2 separate regions of the Homo sapiens genome follow, and region 2 is linked to region 1. A link is an interaction called in ENCODE POLR2A ChIA-PET data of the cell type or tissue named here. Cell type or tissue: IMR-90. All regions are shown on one strand. Each heading gives the region's core, and the rest is flanking DNA. Links, peaks and the distances in the headings are about the cores only.

The links. Peaks named below come from ENCODE experiments on the same cell type or tissue, not always from the same donor. Only the 100,000 strongest peaks of a DNase experiment are listed, where the experiment ranks them.
Region 2: POLR2A ChIA-PET joins it to region 1 with 5 read pairs; 2 of 35 experiments call an interaction of 5 or more read pairs at or near these places.

Annotation. Positions count from the first base shown.
Region 1 is chr13:97,843,889-97,849,781 of GRCh38, forward strand. No RefSeq gene overlaps it. Among named protein-coding and RNA genes, the nearest start is that of IPO5, 110 kb to the right of the region's middle. In IMR-90, for the core only: no CTCF peak of the experiment used is centred there; no DNase peak of the experiment used is centred there; H3K27me3 peaks cover 574 bases.
Region 2 is chr13:98,364,603-98,370,495 of GRCh38, forward strand. FARP1 (FERM, ARH/RhoGEF and pleckstrin domain protein 1) reads left to right here. Exons shown (of 27, transcript NM_005766.4): 4 at 793-835; 5 at 3,515-3,593. Among named protein-coding and RNA genes, the nearest start is that of FARP1-AS1, 68 kb to the right of the region's middle. In IMR-90, for the core only: no CTCF peak of the experiment used is centred there; a DNase peak (open chromatin) is centred at 3,579; H3K27ac peaks cover 1,219 bases.

The DNA of each region.
Region 1 (5,893 bases), core at 264-5,263:
GGGGTTGGGGGGGCTTGAAGGAGATCTGTTGGTTCTCCAATCTCGTTCCTTTAGCTAATATGCTATACTGCTACCTATTGTACATCTTTATGTCTTCAGGATCTACCCTTAATTTCCCATTTCTCAATGAATGCTAGTAAATGGTCACTTCTTAGCTCCTGTGCTCCTGGGATCTTCTCTTCCTCTCCAATCTAACTTCCATAACATGGCCTTCCCTTCAACCAATCTCTTGCAAACCTCCCAAATCCCTTGCTTATTGTTCCACATCAACCACCCAGAAAATCTTAACCCTGGACACATCCAGACTAATGTGAAACTCTACACGCCCATCATTCCAGATGTCCTTCCATTCACTGGACTCACCATCTTCTCTCCCGTCTCTGCATCGTGGGATGTGGTGTTCCCCTGCCTGTCACTCTTTTCTCCACCTCTTTGTCTGGCTAGCTCTTACTTATTCTTTACCCCTGGGCAGACATATCACTTCCTCCAGGAAACCCCAGACCAGATAAAGGGCCTCTCCTATGTGTTCCCACAGGCACCAAAACACTTATTACACTCACTGGTCATTTCTTGTCTAATGTCTTCTTTGCTATAGTATAAGCTCAGCAGGGACAGGGACCCTCGAAATCTTGTTTACCCCTATGCCCCACACCTCGTCCAGTACCTGAAAAGTAGCAGATCTCTGTCACTGTTTATAAGTTGAATGAACATTCTGTGACGTTGGTGCAAAAGTAATTGTGGTTTTCACCATTACTATTAATGACAAAATTTAAAAATTGCCATTACATTTTTTTTCTTTTTTTTTTTTTTTTTTTTTTGAGAGGGAGACTCACTCTATCACCCAGGCTGGAGTGCAATGGCATGATCTCAGCTCACTGCAAGCTCTGCCTCACGGGTTCACGCCATTCTCCTGCCTCAGCCTCCTGACTAGCTGTGACTACAGGCATCTGCCACCACACCTGGCTATTTTTTTTTGTATTTTTAGTGGAGACAGGGTTTCCCCGTGTTAGCCAGGATGGTCTCGATCTCCTGACCTCGTGATCCACCCACTTCAGCCTCCCAAAGTGCTGGGATTACGGGCGTGAGCCACCGCGCCCAGCCGAAAATTGCCATTACTTTTAATGGCAAAACCCACAATTACTTTTGCACCAACCTGATAAAAATGTCCCTGCATGGAGATGTCTAACAATGACAATGAAGAATTTCTTCTACTTTACATTTTAAATGTCTCAGGTAGTTTTCTTCTTCATGGGTTTAACATTGTATACCAGGGTATACATACCCCATTTTTTTCAATCTTCAGACATTAATTGTATATAAAATTAATATGGAAATCTAGGTTGATTAACCTGTTTTGTTTGGACAAAAGCATTTATCTGTTAAATAAGAAACTTCATCAAATGTTAAAATGTTTCAGTGAGACTGCCTGGTGTGTTTTCTCATTTTTAAAAAAGTTTAATTGTAGTAAAATATGTATAACATAAAATTTACCATCTTACCCATTTTAAGTGTACAATTGAGTAGCATTAAGTACACTCATAATGTTGTGCAACCAGTCTCCAGAACTCTTGTCTTTTCTCATTTTTTTAGTAAACCTCAAGCACTAGAAATATTTATATAAATGTCTCTTCTTTAGAACAGGGGTTTCCAGAGTTTTCAAATAAAGAAACATCCTTTAATATTTAAAAAAAAAAAAGTCCATGGAGCCCTATAGGATAACAGCCATGTTGCTAATATCTGTGAGAAAATAAACTGTGGAAATATTTTTTTTTTCTGAGACGGAGTCTCACTCTGTTGCTCAGGCTGGGACTACAGGTGTGCGCCATCATACCAGGCTAATTTTTGTTTTGTTTTGTAGACAGAGTTTTGCTCTTGTTGCCCAGTCTGGAGTGCTGTAGGGCAATCTCAACTCACTGCAGCCTCCAGGGTTCAAGTGAGTTTCCTGCCTCAGCCTCCCAAGTAGCTGGCATTACAGGTGCTCGCCACCACGCTCAGCTAATTTTTGTATTTTTAGTAGAGACGGGGTTTCATCATGTTGGCCAGGCTGGTCTTGAACTCCTGACCTCAAGTGATTTGCCCACCTCAGCCTCCCAAAATGCTGGGATTACAGGCATGAACCACGGTGCCTAGCCAATAAATTATTAATCCAATAAAACTTTCAGATTTGCATTTTACTAATCAACAAAACCTGAAACAAAAGCCTGCAATGAAAAACCTGCAACAAAATCTGCATGTAGGTATAACAGACAAGGCTTGGATTTTCTGTCTATTTCACAATGACACTCATTAATCCACAATATAGTAGGGGCAGGCTTCTGGCAGCCACAGATCACCAGACCAAGAGAGGTCACCTAATTCAATTGAACTAATCAATTCCTTCATCAAGAATTTGAAATTGGTAGAAAGACAGAGGCGGATATTGATGGATGGGTTGATGGATTCGGTGTTTCTATGAACTAAACCTGAAAGATAAATTCAGAAATTGTGGGTGGTCATATTCAACAGCTCATCAGCACCATAATTCTTTGGAGGGGTCTATTATCCCCATGTTACAGATGGGAACACAGAGGCACGGAGAAATTTTGAGCCTTGAACTTGGACATCAGCTATTTCTCAATATGGCCTCCCATTCAGCGCGGCACTCTTGAAATGGGGCTGTCATTGCAAGTTTACCTGTCTGTCTTTCCATTAAGTTATGAGCTCTGTAAGATCTCGGACAGTATCCTGTTCAATGGCTGCCCAATGAATGTTGATTAAGTAAATAAATGAAATTATATTTTGTACTGTATGCAGTAGCAAAAAATAATATAAACAATTATTGACAAGAAACCTAACCAACTTGCTCAAGCATTGAAGAAATATGGTTAATATGCCTGAAAACTCAGATACTGTGTAGAGTTTAGCCTTCATTGTATGATTATTTGGAGAAGGAAAATGATCACTGTGTTTTGTGTCAGCTTAAACTAAGTGTGATTGATGATATAAAGCTACAACTGTTGTCTTTTAAGGCACTTCAAAGCAAAGTCAGGCTATAAGATGTTCTGGATATTATTATTCCAACACTGTCATTAACACTACTGCAAATGTAACTTCTAAGCTCATAAACTTTGTGTGTACCTGTCATTAAAGTCCTTGAGGAGCTATTACTTATCTATAGTTGGAAAATAAGAAGGGCTGTTAAGGTGAGATCCGAGAGGTCTGATTCAGTGATACTTTGGTCTTTGAGATTATTTTATAAGTAAATTTAATCTCCTTAAACACAGGTTTAAGTTATGTCCTATTTTAACACACTCATAATCCTAATGATTCTCAAAAGTTTGAGAATATAATTATTTCAGGACCTCAATTCCAACTCCATATGAAATATTGATCTTTAAAAGTCTGTCAGAATTGACAGCCTTCACAGCCTGAAAAGATAAATGAAAAAAATTATTTGATAAGGCCAGGGAGAAATTTCTTCCCTCGTATTACTGATAGATGTCCCAATCTGTCTTCAGATCAAGCAGACAAATTTCAAATTTATTCATAGAACACATTTCACACCTCCTCTGTGTCATAAGTTTAATATGTTTCCTACACCATATTGTATCAAAATGCATAACTGAAATTGGTTCTGTCATAAATTGTTACAAAATGAAATTCTGAAATCAGATTAGTACTTATTTAGGAACTGTGCATACTGAAAGAGGTTGAAAGATTTTCATTTATTGTTACAATTACTTTGCAAGGAAATAAGTTACTATCATACTATTTTTCAGTGTTAAAGTTCCTTCCTTTCAAAAAATTTTGCCAATGAGCAGTGGCTCACACCTCTAATCCCAGCACTTTGGGAGGCTGAGGCAGGCAGATCACTTGAGGCCAGGCGTTCAAGACCAGCCCGGCCAACATGGCAAAACCCTGTCTCTATTAAAAATACAAAATTAGCCAGGCATGATGGCGCATGACTGTAGTCCCAACTACTTGGGAGGCTGAGGCAGGAGAATCACTTGAACCCAGGAGGTGGAGGCTGCAGTGAGCTGACATTATGCCACTGCACTCCAGCCCGGGAAATAGAGCAAGACTCCATCTCAAAAAAAAAAAAAAAAAAGATTTTGATACCACCTCCACTCCCCTTTAAAAGCTCACTACGAGTTAACACAATGTATTTGGTCCATAATTCATTTGCTTTTTATTATTGGATCATGCTTTCAGTATTCTCTGAAGTTTAATTACAAAATTATTTCAATGCAATTCAGGATGTTGGCAAATGTGTCAAAATCATTTTCATTTGAAAACATACAGTATTGTTATTTTAAATGTACCACCTATATTATTTCCAAGACATTCAGTTCTTTGTATGTAGAGATGGCACTGCTGATCCCTTATCAGCGGGAAAATCACTACATTGTACTGCTAGCAGTGAAAACTATCTGTAGTTAGACATCCTTGCTTCCTCAAAAATCCTGCTTTTATTAGAGATGTTCAAGGAGCATAGCTTTCTCTCAGCAATGTTAACTGGACCGCGTAGTAACTAAATTAGTCCTGGAGGTCATGTTAATGCAATGCTAATCACCTAAGTTATCAAACTGAGACACTTTCCATTTTGGGCAGTACTCCCTCAGGTACAACCAACAGACACTCAGTTAAACTGGCTTAGTCAAAATAGAGAAATGATTGGCTCTTGAAACAATTATAAAGTCCAGGAGTATGACCAGCTTCAGACACAACAAATTCAGTGGCTCCCAACAGAACGCAGGACCTGGGACCTCACACTGTGTCTCTCTCCACTGAGCTTCTCTAGGCTGGCTTCATTTGCATATTATTCACAATATGGTACCCTTCAGGCTTACCTTGGCTAGTTTGCAACCCCAGTAGAAACAGTGTCTCCAGTTCCTGGGCAGGACACTTGCAAGGCCATCTTTCAATTAATTACTGTGTCCAGGAACAAGCAACAGTAATGCCCACCCCTAACTTCAGCACATGAGGTTCATCTTTCCTGAACCTCATGAATTGAGATGGGAAGAAGGGTTGTTTCCTCAAAGGAAAAATCTGCGAGCTGGTCCAGAAGAAAGGGGAATAGTGCCAGGCAGGCCAAAACAACAGATGCTGTTTTCCATGGATAGGCAGCCCTGTGAGACTCAGAGGAAGTTTTCCCTTCCTGAAACCTTCAGTGACCTCCAAAATGAAACATAACAAGGTTCCCCAGCAGCAGAAAGAGCACTTGGCTTCCTGCGTGAGGTCAAGGGGTCTCACTCCAGTCCTGCCATTACTTAGGAATGACTTTGAGCTGACTGTTCCAGACCTATTTCCTCACCATTTTAAAAAGCTCTCTGGACCAGTCCCCACCCAGAAGAGTCTTCAACAGTGATCCTCTGCCTGAAATGCCCGGCCTAAGGTTTTCCAGACTTAATGCACACAGAATCCACTGATTTATCCCCCGAAAACTCATCGAGATGGCTCTCAGACCCAAGCTCAACATACGTCCCAGCCCCATTCTCTCTCTCACTCTCTCACACATATACACAAGCACAGCCTACACCTGTTCCTCCTTCTCCTTTTGTGTTTCATACCACAGAACCACAGTAGGTGACCTCACATCCTAGCCAAAGCCAGGAGCCAGAAATTTTCTAAAATAACCACCAGATGTCAGCCTACACATATGTCCCCTTCCCTCAAAAAGACTCTCAGGTCTAAGGTCTACCTGGACCCAGGGAATCTCACCCTAGAGTCCGTGGGTGGGTTCCATTCAGATCCATGGGCCTCCTGAAATGATATATCAAGTTGTGTGGATGTGCACATGGGTGCATGTATTGGACATTTTCCCAAAAATAAACTTTTTAGTTCTTATCAAAATTTAAAAGAATATCCATCCCTGTGTCTCCCTTTAAAAAAACCTCAAGAACCACCATTTAGC
Region 2 (5,893 bases), core at 507-5,506, 520 kb after region 1:
GAGCTTCTGTGGAACCCTTTCAAATGACTAGAAATTCAAGGGGGAGTTTAAAGAAAAAAACACATGAAATGGGATGGTCAACTTACATTTTATTAATAAAGGCAGCAGGTTTCTCTCTTCCTTGAAAAGTTCGCTATCCAGACTGTGTGCCAAGAAGCAGATGTGTGAAAGAGAGTCTGGACTTTGAAGTTAGACTGGATTTCAGTCCTAGCAGTGTCACTCTCTAGCTGAGGGACCTGGGGCAAATTAGCCTCTGCAAGTCTCAGATGTCACTCCTGGGTAACAAGAATCCCTCTGGCCTTGTCTGGAGAGGTCAGTAGCTTATAGGTAGTGCATGGTGCAGAGGTGGTGTTCTGTAAATATTCATTCCCTTTCCGCATCCCTCAAAGATGTGCTGTTCTAGACACTCACACATCTATGTATTCTGTTTCAATAAGGAATGTACGTATTTCACTCGGCTGATAGTCACAAATGAAATCATTCATTAATATTTTCCAAATAGGTAAATATGATAAATGTATAAATGAGAATAGAAAACTTCTTAGTTAACCATGTGTATCTGAGTCTAGGAGCAATTTTAATTTTCAAGCTCAGGGATAATATCAGCAAATTAGGATCTGTTTTATAAAAGTGGTAGACAACGTAAGATACGGCATTCTGGAGAAAAATGGAACAGGCGGCCTCATATCCTCAAAAATATTTTGATTTTAAACAGCTTTAAACAAAATCTCAAAATACTTGCACTCTTTCATTGAGAACTTAGGTCTTAATCTGTTCTTTTTTCCCTTCTAGGTGTGGCTGGATCTCCTAAAACCCATTGTGAAACAGATTAGAAGTGAGTATATACCATATGTTTAATAGTGATGTGAAATCTGAAGCCAGACAGTTTCATGTCTAGACATCTCTTGCCCTGTGGCATGAAGCACTAGAAACACAAATTCTTCTACCCCATAATTGCTTTTCATCATCGACTAATCCGTGTACTATTAAAATGTGTGTCTTCTGCAGTTTTAATGTGTAACAGTTTGGTAATCAAAACCGAGCTTGGAAAATAAAATATCATTTTGATTAACAACTGAAGCCTGCTATTATCTTAAACCCCAGAATAATTGAGCTTGTCTTGTCTATGCCATTGTTCCTTTCTGTCACTTTCGAAGGGAAGAGGTGGAGCCATTTATTCATAAAATTGTTTTTAGGTTTTTGGTCCTTCCTCTTCAAAGCCTGTGAAATCAGAATGCAGGTATTGTTTGGGAAAAAGAGTGGCCGAAAGTGTGAGTGTGTGTGTGTATGTGGTGTGTGTGTGTGTGTGTGTGTGTTTCTGAGTAGCAAGCAGAGCCCTGAAGGGAGGCTGGCATGTATGCATTTAGACTGTGTGTTGGAAAGAAAAGATTAAGGAATGTGTAGGGGAGGAACAAAGAAAAAGAATGCTTCCTTTTTCTCTCTCTTCTTGTGTCTTCCCCTCTCTATGCTTTGAGCTAAAATTCAGCATCAAGCTCTGGTCCCAATGTCATCCCAAATGGCCCTTCAATGTAGTCAGAGTCTGGACAAAAATCTGAGAATACTGTATCCTTTTAGTTGAGCATGAAGCTTACAGTACCTATGGGATCATTTGTATGTCTGATTAAGAAACCCCACTGGGCCACTTACAGCAATTGATGTGGATGTAATAAACACGCAGCACAATTTCTGTGTGGCCCGTGTGCAATTGAAATTGATGTTGATCATCTACAATTTCAATTAAGCAGTTACTTATAATAATTATACTGACAATGAAATGGCCATCATTTAATATTTGCTGGGTGTCCTGAGCATGGCTGGCAGGCAACGACTAGTGTTGGGGGCGAAGAGAAGCCCCCCAGCCTCATGGGCCCAGGTAGCATAGAGTCTAGGAGATCGACATTTGTCCCCCGCATGAAGGGAACTGCTAACAGTGGCAAGGTATATCTTTGGCGCAGACCTGAAGACAGAGTTGACTCTGGTTGGGTCAGAGCTGGAGCATTACTGTAGTTGTCTCCTCCATATGCTGTGACAGGCCATGTGTGACAAAGCTGTCACTTGGCATTGAGTGCTAGCATCTTCCTAGTTTCAAGTTTTCTAAGGATCTGAGTAGCCGCTCAGTGAAAATCGCAGAGAATAAGTGGTGCAGCCTTCTCGTCTTCCTCATTTTGCTGCTGTTATTTTGTGCTCCAGAATTGACATGTAAGAGTTTGTTAATTTTAATGCCTTGTTTTTTTCTCCCAATTTTGTACATATTGTCAACATCTTTATTGTATGTCATTTTTGCTTTTTTTAAACTTGAATATGTGATCACAGAAATTATAATACATAATTAGTATTTGTATATGATAGTGAAAAGTAAAACAGACATTTTTCTGCTTTTGTAATAGGACAGTTAAAATTTAGATTTCATTATAGTACCTTATATTTCATAGAACATAAATGTATTGCTATCATTCCAAAGGGCAGACCTTTTAAGATGGCTTATATTGTAGCTTACACATCAAAACAAAAAAACTCCAATGCAAATCACAGATGATGATGATGATGATGATGATGATGATGATGATGATTGAGATGGAGTCTTGCTCTCTCACACCAGGCTGGAGTGCAGTGGCACGATCTCTGCTCACTGCCATCTCCACTTCCTGGGTTCAAATGAGTCTCATGCCTCAGCCTCCTGAGTAGCTGGGATTATAGGCGCCCGCCACCACGCCTGACTAATTTTTAGTACAGACAGGGTTTTGCCATCTTGGCCAGGCTGGTTTCAAACTCCTGGCCACAGATGATCCGCCCACCTCAGCCTCCCAAATTGCTGGCATGACAGGTGTGAGCCACCGCGCCTGGCCACAGATTATTATTTTATAATCTGTCTGTCCTGTTTTCTTTCTTTTTTTTTTTTTAAATTCTGAAAAGTTGTTCATCTTATTCAATCTCTCCCTCCCCTCACTCCCTATCTACTTCCTGATTTTGTCTAAACTCATTGGTAAGAGGGTTTATAAGATACTGATAAAGGCCTTGGCTGGCTGAGACAAAGCCAGGGCCACATCTGGTGTATGTTTTCCCCAGAGCTCAGAAGAGCACCTAGAGGCTGAAAACATATTTGATGAACATATTAGCAACTGTACCTTATAAATAGTTAAATATAATGAATTGCATAACTGATGTATGTTTTCATTATTTGGGTAAAACCAGCCAATTAGATACATTTTTGAAGACAAATGACTTTATTTTAAAAAACCTAGATAAAATTTAAGTCTGCAGAGAAAAAATTTAATAGCTCTATGTAGTACTTTTGTCACAGTATTTTTTAAAAATGGATCTCTCTTTCCCCACAATATGGAAGTGTGAATTAGTAGCTGAACTTGGCCAGTTGTTAAGTGACTTGGAAAATGGCAGATGTGCACTTGGCAGCTTGGAATGAGATGCATTATTTGTATTTGTAAAGTCTTTTTCTTTAATGGCATTTGAAACACAAATCAGTAAATGCTTTACTTCTTTTTTTCTTCTTCTTTAGGGCCAAAGCACGTTGTTGTTAAGTTTGTGGTGAAATTCTTTCCGCCTGACCACACACAACTCCAAGAAGAACTCACAAGGTTAGTGGTTTGGAAACTGTGTATTTTTTGCTACAGAGTACAGAGGAAAAGAGAAAATGAATGTTCTCAATTGATGACACAAACATTTTCATAATGTTTACTTGACCAGCATCTGTTCTGTACTGAACAGTTTAACCTTCCTCTTTCCCAGCCCTGCTTACAAAAATGGGGGGAGAAGTACTGTTTTCCCTAAAACTTGGTTTCTTGAAGGTTGTGATATGAAGTGAATCCTGGGCTTATACTCTGTTAATAGCACATTTTCCATCTTATATGTCACATCATGGACTGTTCTGGATGTGAATCTCTTCTGTGAAACCAACATGTCAACTCAGAGTTTGTCTTTGCCGCTGCCATGGGTGGTAGATTTGGCAGGAACTGGAGGTCAATTCTTTTCAAAGTGTGACCGCGTGGAAGAAGTGCAGGCATTGAGTCAGACCTGGCTTCGGCCACCATCCTGCCACTTGCTGTGACGGGCCAGTTACTTTCTCCCTTTGTGTTGCCATTACTTCCCCTATTACAGTGTGGACTCTAATGCTTGCTTGGCCAGAGTGGTTTTGAGGATAAGCAGTATTATACTAGAGTAGCTGGGATCCAGTAGGGACACTGTAAATGGTAACTATCAACACCACCATTGTCACCATCACCATCACTGTTTTCATTGTCGTCACCATCATCATCACCATCGTCATTATCACCATCATCACATCATCACTTCTACTCATTTTATATATACCTTTTTTTTTTTTTTGCAACAGAGTCTCTCTCTGTCGCCCAGGTTGGAGTGCAGTGACGCAGTCTCAGCTCACTGCAACCTCTGCCTCCCGGATTCAAGCGATTCTCCTGCCTCAGCCTCCTGAGTAGCTGGGACTACAGGTGCCCACCACCACACCCAGCTAATTTTATATTTTTAGTAGAGACAGCATTTCACCATGTTGGCCAGACTGGTCTCGAACTCCTGACCTCAAGTGATCCACCTGCTTCAGCCTCCCAAAATGCTGGGATTATGTGCGTGAGCCACTGCGCCCAACCTCATTTTATAATTTGAGGCAAGACTGATGGTGTTCCAAAAGAGGGCAGAGCTGGCAGGAACATGTGTGGATAAAATGATTCCCTTTGAAGAGAATCCTTCAGAGGACACTAATCTAACCAGCCTAATTCTTTTTTTTTTTTTTTTTTATCATTATTATACTTTAAGTTTTAGGGTACATGTGCACAATGTGCAGGTTAGTTACATATGTATACATGTGCCATGCTGGTGTGCTGCACCCATTAACTCCTCATTTAGCATTAGGTATATCTCCTAATGCTATCCCTCCCCGCTCCCCCCACCCCACAACAGTCCCCAGAGTGTGATGTTCCCCTTCCTGTGTCCATGTGTTCTCATTGTTCAGTTCACACCTATGAGTGAGAACATGTGGTGTTTGGTTTTTTGTCCTTGCGATAGTTTACTGAGAATGATGATTTCCAGTTTCATCCATGTCCCTACAAAGGACATGAACTCATCATTTTTTATGGCTGCATAGTATTCCATGGTGTATGTGTGCCACATTTTCTTAATCCAGTCTATCATTGTTGGACATTTGGGTTTAACCAGCCTAATTCTTGTCATACATGGTGTTCAAGCAGTGACTGTTTAATACCGAGGCCATCATATCCTTCCTCATCCCTCTCAGTACAGAGCACAGTATCTTGGGTCATCATTGATCATCATTTATCAAAGGGATGAAGATACTGATGTAATCAGCAATATTTATTAAGGGTTCCCTGTGTGCAAGCATTGTTCTAGGCACTGGGAGTGCAGTGATGAAAAGACAAGAATACTCTCATGGAAACAGACAAAGCGATTAAATAAACAAGATAATATCAGATAGCGGCAAGAACTCTTTAGGTAATTGAAGTAGGAGGATGTGATAGAGGTGCCTGGGTGATGACTTCAGGCTGGTGGGTCTGGGATGCCTCTTGAGGAAGTGAGAAGGAACCATCAGTCATTTACTGAGAGAGCTTTCTAGAGAGATGGAGCAGTCAGTACTCTGCCCAAGGCGGGAATCAGCTCCAAGCATTCAAATACATAAAGGAGGGCCAGCATGGCAGGAGTGTTGGGAGCGTCGTGGTGAGGTGGGAGAGAGGCTTGACACACATAGTGTTGAAAGATTGGCTGCCATGTGGATGTTAGGGGGAGAAGGAGAGTCCCAGGGCATCCTGTGAGGAGGCGGTCACATGGTGATGGCAAAGAAGCCACCAATAGGTAGCAGTAGAAATGGAGGCAAGTAGTTGTGTTTGGAACAGGTACCGGAAGCAGG